2 separate regions of the Mus musculus genome follow, and region 2 is linked to region 1. Evidence: chromatin loops called from intact Hi-C (ENCODE). Cell type or tissue: heart. All regions are shown on one strand.

Region 1 (8,000 bases):
TTAAAGGGGACTTGCTGTTTTTCTTTGAAATTGGCACCAGATGTTATTTCTATGCTTGGTCTCAATAATGACTGTGGCAGCAGCAAAGTTGTCTTCAAGATCCTCGTGGCTGAAAAGTTTTAAGGAATTGCATATTTAGCATAAAGGAAAACAGTGGCCAACAGTTGCGACGTTAGGATTGCTAGGAGGCATTAAGGAAATGGGTTTACAGAGTGGTGGCTACCTTCAGGGAAGGGGTGGAGCAGGGCCAAAGAGGTGTGGTTAGGAGACCCCGCTGAAAAGGGGAGGAGTCTGAAGCATCCCCAGGGGAGCGAGCCTGTTGTAACTGTGAGTACAGTCCTGTGTTGATTTCTAGGTGGCACCACTATAAATAACTTTAAGTTTTTGAAAATATTAAAGTTATTAGTTTAAATCACTTTCATTATAAACCCTTTCAATATCAAGAATGATAAAGCGGGAGCTGCGGGACTGGCTTACCCAGTAAAGGACCTACCACGTAAGCATGAAGCCCTGAGTTCAAATCCCAGCTGTCTCATAAAAAGACAAGGGTGGCAGCATCCATCTGTAGCCCTACTGCTGGGGTCTTGGAGACAGGAGCTCCACCTCTTGAGACTCCCTGGCCAGCCAGTCTGTCTGAGCCTGTGAGCTCCAGGTTCAGTAAGAGCCCTTGCCTCAAAAACTCAAACCAACTGAGGAAGGCACTTGTGAATGTATATACACATACAACACATGATAAGGACAGAGCAAAAAGACTTTAAAAAATAACTTTCTTTTAGAAAATTACCAGTCTTTTTCATTGAAATAAAAGCAGCTAAACTAAATTATTTGAATTTATACTCAGAATAACTATTGTACTGATTTAAAATGTTCAGAAAATCAGTATATGAATTTTAAAATTTTGCTTTAATAAGCATTTGTATTATTTGCATAACAGTTATAATAAAGTTAACTTTATAAAGAAAATTAAGATAATTCTTGGGATTTGTTTGTTTTTTAACATACGGAAAACTCTGTCTTCTAGGATCCAGTCAGGTGTATGAGATTTTTAGTGCCTCTCCTTCCCAGAATCTTTTTATATTCTTTGTATGCAAGCCAGCCTGAGTCCACCCCTCAGGCTCTGTCAATCAGTCCGTGGTCTGTTTTCTAGCTCAGGAGTTTAGACTTTCCCAGGTAATGACAACTGAGAGCACACGCAGTGTGTGTCCTGCCTAAGCTTTGTCGTGTTTTAAGAGCTGACTCTTGTTTCCATTGAGTTTCCGGTTTTGAGCTTTCTCCTTCATTGTTGCAGCTTTAGTTTGCCCTCCGCACTTATCCCATGGTTAGTGTTCATTCCTTTTCCTCCATTGTCTCGTGATGGGAGCTTCGGGAGCACGTCTGGAGCTTTCCTAGTGAGAGCTGCCAAGCTCTAGCCACCCTCTGCCATGCCCCTGTTACCCTCCTGTCACTCTGGGCATTTTGTCTGGATTGTTTTCATTTGCTCAAAAATATTTTCTAATTTTCTTTCCAATTTCTTTTACTTGTTGGTTATTTAGAAATATGTTGCTTAATTCTCAAGTATTTGGGGGATTTCCCAGATTTCTTTCTACTTTAATGCCCATTTGGTCAGAGTCCCTCCTCTGTATGATTTCAGTCCTGTTAAATATGAGACATACTTAATGGTGTAGTGCCTTGTTAGCCCTGGATAGTGCATCATGTGCTCAAACAGAGTGTGTTTTCTGGTGTGGTTGCTAGGGTGTCAAAAGAGCAGTTTGCTTGATGGCAAAGCTTGAGTCGACTGTATCCCTGCCATTCTCATGAGCTGTGGCTCTGTGGGTTGGTGACAGTGGTGTGTCACATGCTCCCTTGTCATCGTTGAAATGATACTTTTTCTTCTCACTTGTGACGTTTTTGTCCCTTCATTTTGAGTTTTCATTATGTATCTGTATACTTGTAATTATTGTTTGATTTCTCCTGAATTAATGATCATTTAACGATTATGAAATATTCCTCTATCTCTTAAAGGAACTCATATCCTATAATAGATAGATAATTAGAAAATTAACCTCATTTCTCTGTGGTTGTTGTTTGCTACTGTGCTTTTTCCTCCTTTGACTTAAAGCATAGCTGTGCCTTCGAATCTAAAGTGTGCTTCTTATAGATATCGTGTCTTTTTTATTTTTAAATTTCAAAGCAAAAAGCCATATAAAAGAGTATAAAACTTTGGAGAGATATCCAAAGGGGGATGGGCAGGAGCTACGTGACTATGCGAAGAGAAGCTTTTATAGAGAAGTCAGTACCGGGAGGGGTCGCAGCAGCTTATGGACACAGCACAGAACACAGCACGGGCCGAGCAGGCAGATTGAGATTCAAAGGACAGACGGCTGTGCACAGCCCACTGACCGCTGCCCACTTGCCATGACGTAAAAGCACACCACACTATACTATAGGCAATTCTACACGAGCAGGGTTGGGGGTGCGGGGGTGGCCTTCTACACTACTGTAAGGGCTAGGGCAGAGGAAGTTCTATTCACAAGGAGGAACTAGGGGGGCTTTAACCGGTCTCTGGCCATAAGGGGCGGCCTGGGGCCCTGGGCAGTGGCCTTCTGAGAAGAAATGGCACCTGGTAAGGTGGAGGCCAAGGGCTTGACAACAGGGTCCCAGTGGAAAAGCCCCATCAAAGTGGCTGAGACTTTATGGCCACTTGGTCCCTTTTTCTAGCTACTGGACTAGACCCAGGGTCTAAGAATGACCTTGCTGGGTCTCCCTTCCTGCTAGGACCAATGACCCTTCCACCAAGGGCACCTCTGGAGTACCCAGCACTCACAGAGGCCCCTCTTTCCTCTCTGGTCTTAAACTTGTTTAGAAGCCTTTTTGTTGGACTGAAATGCCCTCTTAAATCCAAGCTGCCCAGGCTGAACGGATGGAGGGGTCTGGCCTGGTATTTGTCGATGGCTAGAATTTGAGAGGCAGTCTAACATCCTTATACATTTGATTGGCTTTTTTAATTTCCTTTTTCATTTTTTTGTTTTTCAAAACAGAGTTTCTCTGTATAGCGTTGGCTGTCCTAGAATTTGCTCTGTAGACCAGGCTAGCCTCAAACTCAGAGGTCTACCTTCCTCTCCCTCCAAAGTACTGAGATTAAAGGCAAATGCCACTACACCTGGCTCAGTTTACACTTAGTACAGTTATTTATATAGTTGTATTTACATCCGTCATTTCGCCATTTATAGTCCATGTAACTCATAAATATTCTTGTTCCTTTGTTGTTGTTGTTTTAGCTTAATTTTTTAGTTTGTGATGGAGCAGGGGAGAGACAGACAGATAGAGACAGACAGCAGTCTTGAGTGTGTGCGTGGTGTGCTTGTGGAGTGAGCTGAGAGTGGACTCACGCTACTAGGCTTGCTCAGCCAGTGCTAATACCCCTAAGGCCTCTCTCCAGCCCTCACCTTAAGTATTTTTAGTGCAAAACTTCAGTTTTGTTGGCTTTTAGGCTTTATGATTTTAGGTGTCTTGCTGCCGTGAACATGAGAAGTCTGTTTCTAACAGTGTTGTACAGGATGTGAATATAGGTGTTTCTTTGTGTTTATAGTCTTTATTGAGCTTTTTGGATCTTTAGATTAAAATTTAGCCACTATTTTCAGTTGTTTCTACCCTCTTTTCCTGATTTTCTTCTTATTGGGATATCAAGTAATTTTGCAATTGCTTTCTGTCCTACAGGTGTCTGTAGTTCTGTTGATTTGTGTCTTTCTGTTGCCTTCTGGTCCTGCCATTAGTGTTTTCAAGCCTTCTGTGGAGCAGTTGTGCCTTTAACTTCCTTGGATCAGGGCATTTACTTTGGACCATTTTAGTCCTTTGGAATGTGAGACCTGCTTAGTGTTACAGCTGTGGTGAAACCTGGAACAATGCAATGTGTCTTTTGCTCTAGTTTTTGAGGTGTCACATGAGGTCAGCTTGATTAGTTTTTTTAATAATTCCTATTATGCTCTTTTCTAGGAAAACAAAAATTTGGGTTTGGATCCTCATGTTTTGAACAATGGTCCAGAGCAGTGGTTCTCAGCCTGTGGTCATGAGCCTTTTGGGGTTCACAGATCAGATGCCCTACATGTTGGCTATTTACAATACCATTCATAACAAGCAAAATTACAGTTATGAAGTAGCGATAAAATGGTCTGGTTGGGGTCACTTCCTCATGAGGAACTGTGTTATTAGTGTGGCAGCATTAGGAAGGTCGAGAAGCACTGCTCTGGAGGGTGCTAGAAGCCTATGCCTGACTCTGACTTTCTCTGGTTTTGTTGTTTAACATATCCAGTCAAGTTTGCCTGCTTATCTTTAAATGTCCCTGGATTCTTCCTTAAGTTCTTCATACTTTCTCTTTTATAGTGGCACACATCCCCTAAGCCCGGGTTCCCTTCCACAGCGGTGCTCTCTGCAGATTTACTTGGCGTCCTGTCCACACTCCAAGCTCAGGCTCCTGGTCTTTACTGTCGCCCGTGCCTTCAGCAGGCCCTCGGCCCGGCCTTCCTGTTCCTCCCGTTGTAGATGGGTGCCTGGCCTTCGTTCCTGGGCATGGGCACACTGGGTTTAGTGTTTTCCCGTCTGTGCCCTGCCTCATGCTTCCAATTCCGCCCCACCCCCTGCTGGGAATGCAATATCCTCCTTCCTTTGCCCTTTCCAGGCTCCGTTCCCAGGAACTTTTCCAAAAGCCTGAGCTCTTCCTGTGACTTTCCGTCCTCTGAGCTCCTGTCCCACCTTGTTTCCTGGATGTGTTGTGGTTCCAAGGGCACTGCCTGCTGGGACATTCTCTTGTTACCTGGCCCATGTGGATGTCCAGTCACTCCTACAGTCACTGCTAAAGTTAGGGCAAAAGTTTCTGTCCTTTTTTTTTTTCTTTGTCTTTTTCTATTCACTTTTGAAACATGGGTCCACTCCCTCCCTTAGCATCACACCCCACATATGTGTAATTTGATTTTGTGAATAGATATGAAAATGGACTTAATCAGCTATACCACTGCTAAGAGCAAACACAAGAGTGAATTTACCTCCTTCTAGTACAGATCAGTTAAGCTCAGATGGAACAAAACTGCCATTGAGAATCATATGCTACATACAGAATCATGCCTACCTGTTTTCAAATGAATATTTTACTCAGTTTTTTGAGAAATTAGTAAATAATGAGTATCCTAGGATAAGTTTGTCAATATTAGAAAAATTACTTGAAGTCAATATATTTTGACCCCACATTCCTTTCATAAAAACAAAACAAAACAAAAAAAAACAAAACAAAACAAAACAAAAAACTAGCTGTTAAGAATGTTCCCAGGGCCAAAGAGATGTGTCAGAGGGGAAACGCATTTGTTGCTAGGCCTAATGATGGGAGCTGGATAGCCTGGAACCTACATGGTGGCAGAGAGAATTAGCTCTCAGAAGTTGCCCTTTGACCTCTGTGTACAAGTACATGTATACATAGCAATAATAATAATAATAATAATAATAATAATAATAAATGTAATACAATTTTAAGGTTGTTTTTAGTAATAACTCCGTAGCAAAGACAGAAAACTCTTTCTGTAAATGTCCTGACTATAAACATATTTAAGCTTTGTAGGACACATATGATCTCTACTCTATGATCTTTCTTTGGATGTTGTGGTTTTACTATTTTTTTTAAAAACAATTTATCTTTATTTTTATATTAATTAGCATTTTGCCTGAATTATGTCTGTCTGAGTGTATCAGATCTTGGAGTTACAGTCGTGAGCTGCCATGTGGGCACTGGGAATTGAACCCTGATCCTCTGGAAGAGCAGTCAGTACTCTTAACCATGGAGCCATCTCTCCAGCCTCTGTAGTTTACTATTCTTAAAATGGAAGTGCCAGTTTCAGCTTGCCAGCAGGTTTGGTCCGCTGGGTTGTAGTGGGGCTAACTCCTGGTCAGTAGTAAACAGTCAGAAAAGCTCATGTGACAGCAAAGGACTTTACTATCTGACAGACGTGATGTTCCTCAACTACTTGTGTGTCCAGGGTGGTAGTGCAAGTTCTAACCTAAGAGGAATGGCTGGAGAACAGGGTTAGGGAAGGCAGGTGTGAGGGAGCCGCATCATAAGTCTTTACACCAAGTGTCTGTGGGGGAAGGAGCAGGCCTGGCCTGCCCCGTGCTGCAGTGGAGCCATGGAGTAGGGGAGTTCTTCTGTGTTTACCTGGGTGCCTCCACTCGTAGATCTCCTATTATCTGCTTAGGAGGGCAGCTGTACAGTTATGGAAGCAGCTACCTTGAAGTAACCATTCCTTTCTCACCTGACCAAGGACTTGGCTTCATCAGTATCAGGCTTCTGCCTTGGGTTTATGACTGTGCCTTACTCTTTAAGCCAACACTTTTCAGTATTTAGGAAACTCTGACAATTGCTGGGGCTTGGTAAGTTAGTGCTTGCTATGGAAGCATTAGAATCTGAATTCAGATCCCCCAGACCACAGAAAAGCCAGGTACTTGGTGCATATCTGTAACCCTAATTGGTGTAAAGGGGTAAAGGTGGAACCTGGGGCTCCCTGGCCAGCCAGAGTAGCTGACGCAGTTAGCAGTAGGTTCATGAGAGGCCCTGCCTCAAAAACGACGGTGGAGAGCTGTGGAGAAAGACGGATGATGTTTTGCTTCTGATCTCCATACATGCACTCATGGTTGAACACATTTAAGAACACAGATGTGTACACATGCAGCCCCTTTCTCCAAGTCTGGCAGGCTGAGAGAAACGTGCTTAGCAAGGCTGAATGGTTTGCAGTCTAGCCCCAAGTTCTAGGCTTCAGCATCATCTCTGTGGAGATATATATATAACTAATTGTATTTACTTGAATTGTAGCAGTATTGATTCTCTTTACTTTATTCTTTGGAGTTCAATCAGAATGCGATTTATATTACCTTTGGTTTTGGTTGTAGAGGTTGGCGATTTGAAGGAGCTGCAGACACTAGACATTTCTAGCAATCGCTTGCTAGCTTTACCCGAGAGGCTTCACCTGTGCCTTTCTCTGCAGTACCTCACTGTGGACCGCAATCGGCTATGCTGTGTGCCGCGCCATCTCTGCCAGCTGCCCAGCCTCAATGAGCTCTCCATGGCTGGAAACCATCTTGCATCTTTGCCCATTGGTAAGTGTTGTGGTTATATGATGACTAGACGAGCCAACACATACAAGACAACATTGTTTCCTTAACTAGAACAGATTAGCTTAGCGTCTCTCTGTTGATCCTGATGATTCCTCCGTAAAGCCATTTTTGACATGAGCAACAGCCATTATCGCCAGATGACAAGGGAGGTTATTTTAGTCAGGGATGATGTCATTGCTTGTGTTGCCAGGCAGGGTCTCCCTGTATGGCCACGCTGTTTTCTTGAACCTTCATCCTCCTGCCTTGGCCTCCCATGTGCCACCATGCCTAGCTCAGGGATCCCATACTTACAAAATCAGTCGGTGCCTTCACAGAATGTGCCGGCTATGAGAAATTACTCTATGAAGGGAATTAAAATGTGTGTGACTGTAAGTCTGACAGAGAGCCTTGAGCATTACGAAAGGATGATTCCCAGTACAAGCACATCTGCTAAGTCCTGTTTCCTCTGCTCCCTTAGTCCTGTAGATTTAACCCAGGGTCAGACATGCTAGGCAAGCTCTGTACCCCAAACCCCAAATCTGTCTCTAGATTAGAAGCCACTGTCTATATTGGCTTCTGCCGTGGAAAGTTAGTTTTGAGTATTGTTATAAGTACTAAAGTCAGAAAATCTGAATGTAAAACTGCGAAGACTTTAAAATTGACTAAATTGCCCGATGAACCAGAAATGCCACCTTGGCGAATAAAACCTTATCCCCTGTAGCTTTCTTAGTTGATTCATTTTGATGTGTTATATGTCGGACACATAGGTCTTTAATAATAAGGTACATTTATTTCACATAGAACTAAATTATTTTTTCAACGTCTAAGAAATGCAAGTGACAGTTTTAAAAAAATGAAGACACATAGGACCCTAAACTGTTACAGCTTCA
Region 2 (8,000 bases), 190 kb after region 1:
GAAAAGATAATAAACTCAAGGTTTGGAATTACAATAATTGACATGTGAATCTATGGATGGTTTTTGGAGAGCGCTGCAAAATCTGAATAAACTCTATACAGAAGAAAAAAACTACAATATAACAAAATGACAACGTATAATAGGAATTGAAAGACTTATTTGAAGTATGATCATGTAAAACACCCAGCTGTCAAAGATTTGAGTTTTTGTGTTTTTCAAGTTTATTGAATCTTTATGTAGACTTTCCTATGGAAGAATGGAAACAGAGCCAAGGAAAGCTCTTTTATCCCCTTCTGGGAGAGCCTGCATTCATCCTTTTCATCATCAGTCATACGAGAATAAAAGCCCATGTGATATTAAATAAGAAAAGTGAAAACAGCACCTTTACTGCTTGAAAAGAACGCACCAGGCGATGTTCAACGCGTTACACGTGTGGCCGTGTCAGGTTCTGAAGTTTCGGAACAAGTCCATGCACTCATGAAACCCTACTGGGTCGTGTTGGAAACGGAAACATTTTTCCTAAGGTTTTTCCTCTACTCAGAACATTGGTCACTCCAAAATACTTGTCAACATTTACCAGCAATTCTAATATTGCTCACATTGAAGTGAGACTTATAGCTACTTTCTATTGTTAAAAAAAAAACAAAACAAAACAAAAACTCCACACAACCAGCATTCCAGTTCTCTTAACTTCAAAGATTATAACTAGGAGATTGTAATCTATATAAAATACTAAAGCAATACCTTGTTATTCCAAAATTATTTTATCTTATAATGATCTTAGACCAACAAAACCTTTCAAAATTGTCATGGTGATTCACTACATTATTCCTTGAATGTTGACATTTTATTTAAAATAAAGATATGATTATCGATCATATAAGTATGAACTACAGACCTTAGTTAAACTTCACCAGTTTCCCATCTATGTCTCCCTTTAATACCAGAACCCAGTCTAAGGTCCCTTTTTGCATTTCACTGCCATTTCTCCTTGGTCTCCTGTGATCTGTTGGGATGGGTTCTCTCTCTTGCTCCCCAACATGTCAAACAGATGAAGCTTTTCACCGGCTTAGTACCTGTTGGTAGCTCCCCACTGGTGTCGATGAAGGAGGCAAAAAGACAGTATGTTCAGATACTGTACTACCTCACTTTGAACACTTCTAGCCTCATGTATCACTACTTGTTGGCTCTCCATCTGGAGGCTGCACCACGTCAGCCATGGATGGATCCTCTCTTGTGCCACGTACAAGAGGCCCCTAAGTACTCATGCACTAACTTAGAGAAGGGCCATAGTACAAAATGGTGCCTCGTCAGAGTTGGACCAGGTAGGGAAAGGCTTACCCTCCAGATGGGGGAACAGGCTGATGTGCACAAAGCAGCCATTGGGGGTTCTGAGTGGGGACAGTTAGGTAACAGGCAAGAAGAGGCTGCCCTGGTGATCAGGGATCCTGTTTCTTTTCCATCCATACTAAGAGCTAAGCAGAGGGTCCCTGTGCATCCCATCAAGTGTTTTAGATTTACTGTGGGCATGGCCTCCTCTAAGAAGTCTTCCCTAATGACCTTTCCTTTAGTTACTCCTGTGCTGTGTCCTAGGAAGAAGTCCTTTTCAAGGTCACCAAGAGAGAAGCTGTATCGTGTTTTAAGCTGGATCCTTGCTGTGACCTGGCAGCCTCTTTGTAGAAAGAAGGGCTGTTCTTCACTCAGGCCCAGTGCCAGAGCAATGCTGAGTCCCTGCAGCCCGCTCACTGGGGCTTTAAGGAGGCCAGACAGAATAGGAGGACAACGTGCTGCTCCTCAGTCGTTCCTTTGGAGTCAGCAGCACACAGCCATGCTGGGCATATGGTCCACGCCAAGCTGAGCACTGGGAAGTTGCTGGGCACTGGACTTCAGGTGCAGATGCTTCAACGCCTTCCCCCAAACACTTATTTTAACTATAAGTAACAGTTGAGTGTGCTTTGGTAATATATCTTCCAACAGCTGTCTTCTCTTCCTTCCCCTCCTTCTTCCCTCTCTCTTTTTATCCTCTGATCACTCCTAATTCTTAGGCAATGATATTGTGATGCAGATGCTGAGAAAAAGGGTTCTCTCTAAAACTGTGCAAACAGCCTTTTCCCTTGGCTGCACTTATGGCCAAGTCCTCTGCCTGGCTTCTAGGGTGACCAAAAGCATTAGGCGATGGGATGGGTGGACAGGCTGGAGTTGAGTCTCCTGTGTTCCAGGAGGACTGCAAACAGAAGGCAGGGATGGGGGAGCTATGAGAGAGTCAAATGTCTTCTGAAACAATTTGTCCTCTTTGTCCTTCCCTCTCTCTCAGGGTGAAAAGCTGGTGAGAAGGGCCTAGTCTTCACTCTCCTTTACCTTTAGTTTTAGTGGAAATCACCAGAACAGCCATTCTCTTGGAGTAGAACAGTTGAATACAGCTGCTGCGGCTTCTGGTGGGATAACACTCGTGCCTTTCCTCATACCTTGCTGCTTTACACCAGAATTAGTGTGTTTTAAAATCCTCCCTGCAGCCTGGGCACAGGCCTTTTCCTCTCAAAGGGCCTGACAGGCTAGAGGGGAAGATAACAGCTCCCTGCCACCCCCCTCCACCAAACTCCCCTGAACACTGAAGCGAGGCCCTGAGTAGAAGCCCTGGGCTTATTTTCCAGTGTCTGGTAATCTCGTATCTCTGTACTGCCTTTGTGTCAGCCTCTCTCCAGCACATTGCCTTGTTGTCCTTGAGGGAGGAAGCCAGAGAGCCTCCAGCTTCCTTTGTAACTTCCCAGTTCCTCCGCACATCTGCTCACCCACCCCCAAAGACTTGTTTTAAAGCCCTAACCACAGAATTGAGCCTCTCATTTTCGAATGAGGGTTTGTGCCCATTGCATGGGCAGCTCTGGGTTCGGATACCAGCCATCACATTCTTATTACCTCTACAGCGGTAGCAACTTTTGGGGGTGAGGACCAGCAGAGAGTCACCCCCATAAGCCTTCTCTGGACAAAATCAGTAAGTTAACAAAATACAAGTGCTGTCTCAAAGACATCTTTTCCCCTCAGAAAAATCAGTTCGTCGAGTAGTTAGGAATTCAGATCCTTATGGCCCTTCTCTGACGCTGTGTGACCCTGCGTGGTCAGAGTGGTTCTCAGTTTTCCTTTCTTATCTGCCGAATGGGAACAGAAAATGAGGTGAACTTCACTGCGATGTGAGTACTAAGTGAGATACAGTTTACCACTAATCCATACTAGCTAGTATTAGTAGCCCAAATAGGCAGGTTGCCTCATTCTCAAGGTGTTTCTGCTTTCCAAGCCCCTGCTGGGATTGGGTGGCCAGGGACAGCATCCAACTGCTGGCCCGGCGGGGGTGACCCAGCAGCTGTCCAGGCCTGGACACAGGTGTGGCCCCGACCACAGTGAGGGCGTGGCGAGCCGAGGTTTGGGCAGGCCCGGCGCACACGAGGGCGGGGAGCTGGCCTCGGTCCCGAGCACCGCACAGGGCGTCTGGGCCGTCCCGCCGGGTCGGGCCTCTCGGCTGTGGTCACGGACCAAGCGCGGGGACTAGTCACGCGCCGCGTCACCGGAGCCGTGGGCCCGGGCTGGACCAGGAGGCGGCGGGGGCGCGACGCCACCGGCCCGCCACGCCCAGGCCCTCATCAAGTGACCAGTATCCCTTCCAGGAGAACACGGTCCTTCAAAGAGGGAAGCGCGCTCCAGGCTGCAGCCCCGGCGCCAAGCAGCCGTCATCTCCTTCCTGTGCCGGGTGATCTGTCGCCTCACCCACCCGGAAAAACATAGTCCGCCCCTCTTGTCCTTGTGCCACAGCGCTAGCTGTTGAGAAGGCGCGGCTCTCTCTGACTAGTCCCTCGTCTTGTCCATGACAAACCCTTCAGGACCCACCGAGAGCAGAAATATACCCTAAAAGGAGAGCCCGGGAGAGAAGAAAGAGAGGAAGCCGAGAGGAAGGGAGAGGCGAGGCCCGCGGAGGGACACCAAGACGTCCTCGCAGTGCGCACGCGCGCCGCGAAGAACGAGTTCCGGCCTGGCCGAGGCCTGACTCCTAAAAATAGCCCCGGTGTGGGGATCCGTGCGCGGATGTCCCGGCGAGTCCCGGGCTGAAGGAGGCGGCTCCGGGCGGCGCGGAGTGCTGTGGCGGGCCGGGCCGGGGCTGCGGCGTGTGCGCGCCCGCCGGCAGTAGCGGAGACTCGGTGAGGGGCCGCGGGCGGCGGGGATGTGGCGGCGGCTGGGAAGGGGGTCGGGCCGCGCTGGGAGTGGGGGGCACTACCACGGAGGGGCTGCGAGGCCGAGGAGGGGTGCCCGCGCGGCTCCGGGCGCCGGGGCGAGGCTGGGCGTGGGGCGGCCGGGCCCTCGGGAGAGCGGAGGGGCGCGGCCCCGTGCGGTGGGGGCGGGGTGCCCTGGGGCGAGCCCGGGGGGCTGCGGGCGCGGCGGCGGGGGCCCGCGGGGGGGACTGTCGCGAGCCGCCTCCCTGTGCGCGCCACCTCTGGGGCCCCCAGCCGCGCCGCCCCGCTCCTCCCTGAAAGTTGACGGAGTTCCCAGGGGGCCGCGGAGCCACTCGGTCCATTCCTCCAGCGTCGCGGATCTCGGGGTCTCCCCGCTCCGTAAACCGCCAGTGCGGGGGGCGTCCGGCCCTGTGGTCGCACTTAAAGTTCCCCCACTTCTGCTTCGGGGGGAAGGTTGGTTCACTGGGGCGGGAGGTAGGGGGTCGAACTCTCCCGTGGGGATATCGGCGTTAGGTTGTGTGTCTGGACCTGGCCCGGGCGGTGGCCGGGTTCGAGCACCTGCGGGTGCGGGGAAAAGGTCTTGGGAGTCGGGGCTGCAGAAGGGACCCGCTCCTTGCAATCGGGTAGATCCCGCCTTAGGTCTCAGGGTGAGATGGAAACTTTGCCTTTGGGTTCGATGTCATCTGTTTTTGGGCGGTTGAGGATTAAAGATCAGTGATATTGCAGACAAGTTTGGGAAAGGTGAGCGTTTTCTGAATTAGCATTTCCCCCCTCCCCCTGGAAAAGTGTAACTATCAAATTCTTGCTCACTCGGACCTTAAATAGGTCCCTGAGCTCTGAAGCCCCTGTCATCATGATCCAGAAGGCAACGGAGTGTAGACTGACTACACCGTCGCGCTAACCTGTATGTTTACTGTGAAATTGGGATTCCAGAAATTGAAATTAGAAAGACCTGCTGCGATGTGTTGACAACTATTTTAAAACTAATATTGTATAACAGTTTTCAAGTTTGTAGCGCAGCGCATCGTGTTTCTCTTATGTCTTTCTTGAAACATCCATTACTGTATGACAGTGAGGTTCTGTAAAGCAGTAATTAGGTGTATATTACACAAGAGTACTTTCCCTTTAAGAATCCAGCTGCGTTGTTTTGGCAACTGCTAAGTAGTCTAGTTGTCAGTTTTAAAATCTATGTTACCTTGGCAGTACTTGGACAGTCTGAGGAAAAGGTAAACAAAGTAGTGTGTGTGTGTGTGTGTGTTTTAAAACACACTAAAATGACATTTCTTTTCCTGTGAATTTAGGAAATGAGGATGAAGTAACAATGCTTTTATGACATTTGTATATACACTTTAGTTTTGTTTTTGTGTATTTTTGGAGATCTCTATTTTGTCTTGTAAACGGCAACTTTTAGGGAGACATGTTCCCTTAAAGATGATTTAAATTATAGTAAATGTAATATTATACAAATGGAATGTTTACTGAGACATATCTGTATGTTGTATAAGACAATACAATTAGTATTTGTTGTCCATTAATTGAGTTGGAATTACTTTTACTTTAATTCTTGTTACAAAAGTTGAGAGGATAATGTTAAAATCGTGAAAACACTTTGAAAAGCTTAAACAGGCTATTTGCTTGCTTACAGACTATATATTAATAATTCTTGTTGTAAGAAGGTTTCCTGAGATATTCATGTATTAAAACAGTGTTTGTGAAGAATGGTGATCTCTAAATTCAACTGTACTTACCCATTTCCTTCAGTTCATACTGTTGCTACACATAAGATCATAGTCTTTCATGAAGGTAAAATTGCACTTAACTCATCCTATAAGATTTTAAATTGAAGAGCTAGTGATCAGAGAAAGGGATAGCTTTCTGAGGCTTAAAAATGATTGTAATGTCAGCATGTTGAATTATGCCTTGAGAATAATTTAATTCTCTATATAGTTTTTATGTTTTCACAACAGGTAAATAACAAAGGGCTTTTTGTTTTAGTTTTTATTTTGGTTTTGGTAAATGTAATTGGAAATAAAGTTTTTTAAATGTTGGGTTGTTTCAAATGCTGATTGTTTTTTTTTTTTTTTTCCAGCTTTATAGTGAAGGTGAAGTTTGCTAGTGTAGTTAAGTCTTAGTAGACTGTCTTCTGATTTGGGAGGGTCTACATACAGTCAGATTTGTTTTGGGGAAGTAGCATGCTTGACAGTCTGTTTGGGAAACCCTCAGTTTTCCTCTTGCATCTTTTAGTCTGGTAAGAAGAGGATTTCATTGTAACACTTAGTGATGAAATCATGGATTTTCTGAGGCATTTAAATTTCAAACATTGTGTCTTATAACATACTCCCCCTAGAAAGATAAGCTCAAGGTTCATAGGAATGTTACAAAGTCTAGTGCCAAGCTTTTTAACACTGAAGGGGCAGTGAGAATACTGCTTTGTGTATTGAAGATGATCACTAGTGCCTTTCCCCAGGATTAAAAAGGTTTGTAAATGTGGTCTTTATAAATCGAGATGTGATTTTTTTTTCCAGTTAAAGTAGTTAAAGAAGAGTAAATAGGGAAATTGAATGACTTTATAAGATAGATAATATGAAAGGATTCTGATTTGCAAACCTTGAAGAAAGATTGTTTGATTTTTTTTTTTTTTTTTTTTTTTTGGTCAGGTCTTGATTTTAGATGCTAACCTTACTACTGACAAAATTAATGAAATAACATTGATAAAATGGAAAAGAGTTGTGCCACCTGTCCCATGGCAGTAGAATTTAAATGAGATGAGTTCATAGCTCACTGCTGAGCCTTGATGTACAAGAGAGCATGTTACCCCGACTGCTCCTTCCTTCCTGCTTCCATGGGTCTTTCCCATAACCGTCTTGTATGTAAGCTAGCGTGAGAATGCGCTGTGTCACAAAGGACTTGGTCTGGAGAATGCTCATGTGTGGATTTGGATAAACTATGCCAGTGCCAATGTCAGCTCACACTCAGATCATCTGTACAGTGTTCACTGGACTAGTTTACTTTAGGTTTTTGATCTGCAATTGTGACTTGCTTCTAGTCTCAGTCTCCCTTAATTTTGTTTTAAATTAGATTAAATATAAGTAATTTTCTAATTCTTCAGTGAATTAAGTCTTGTATTAGTTGTGAGAGCTCTTTTCAACATGTGGTCTTTAGCATTTGAAACCAGAAAAAAAGTATTTGTTCAACCTACCTGAAATAAATATACTTAAAATAGCTTTTCATTAGTAAGTAACCTATAAATTTTTCAGTCTTCATTTTCCTGGTCTGTGAAGCTAAATGACTTCATCTATATTTATCTGTGTACCAGTGATAAGTGCACCCTCTTCCAGTTTACTATAATTAAATAGTGTAAGCTCATTTGTTAATTAGAAAGTATTACATTACAGCATAAGATCTGTACTGGCATTATTTAATAGATACTTTTATATTAATTTTTATAGATTTTAGCAATATTTGTATTAACTGAACCTAATTGATAAATATTGCATTTAATTTAATGTAGGGTGTCTTAATGGTAACTGAAGATAAAATCACAAGTATCTAAATTTAAAACATTAGGATGGAATACCATTGTTTATATAATGTTGTATAGTAGTAGATAATTTACGAACACTAACACTTGGTGTTATTCTTGGTTTATTCTTATTTTACATATTTGCATACATGTTTGTATATGCACCACAAGCGTGCTGCTGATGACTGTGGCAGAGAGCACTTTTCTAACATTGGTGAAAATCAGACATTAATCACTTTTCTAGCAAATACCAGTCAAGG

What was found. Hi-C counts contacts between places; a loop is a spot of excess contacts. Peaks named below come from ENCODE experiments on the same cell type or tissue, not always from the same donor. Only the 100,000 strongest peaks of a DNase experiment are listed, where the experiment ranks them.
Region 2: it touches region 1 in a loop (4-fold over the local background); 2 of 42 quality-filtered maps call a loop at or near these places.

Annotation. Positions count from the first base shown.
Region 1 is chr7:67,558,971-67,566,970 of GRCm38, reverse strand. Lrrc28 (leucine rich repeat containing 28) reads left to right here. Exons shown (of 10, transcript NM_175124.5): 6 at 6,907-7,113. Among named protein-coding and RNA genes, the nearest start is that of Gm23233, 7.7 kb to the left of the region's middle. In heart, no CTCF peak of the experiment used is centred here; DNase peaks (open chromatin) are centred at 250 and 4,590; H3K27ac peaks cover 1,738 bases.
Region 2 is chr7:67,368,897-67,376,896 of GRCm38, reverse strand. Mef2a (myocyte enhancer factor 2A) reads left to right here and starts at 4,039. Exons shown (of 11, transcript NM_001291195.1): 1 at 4,039-4,184. In heart, a CTCF peak has its summit at 3,538; DNase peaks (open chromatin) are centred at 2,736, 3,666, 3,996 and 4,646; H3K4me3 peaks cover 3,095 bases; H3K27ac peaks cover 4,123 bases.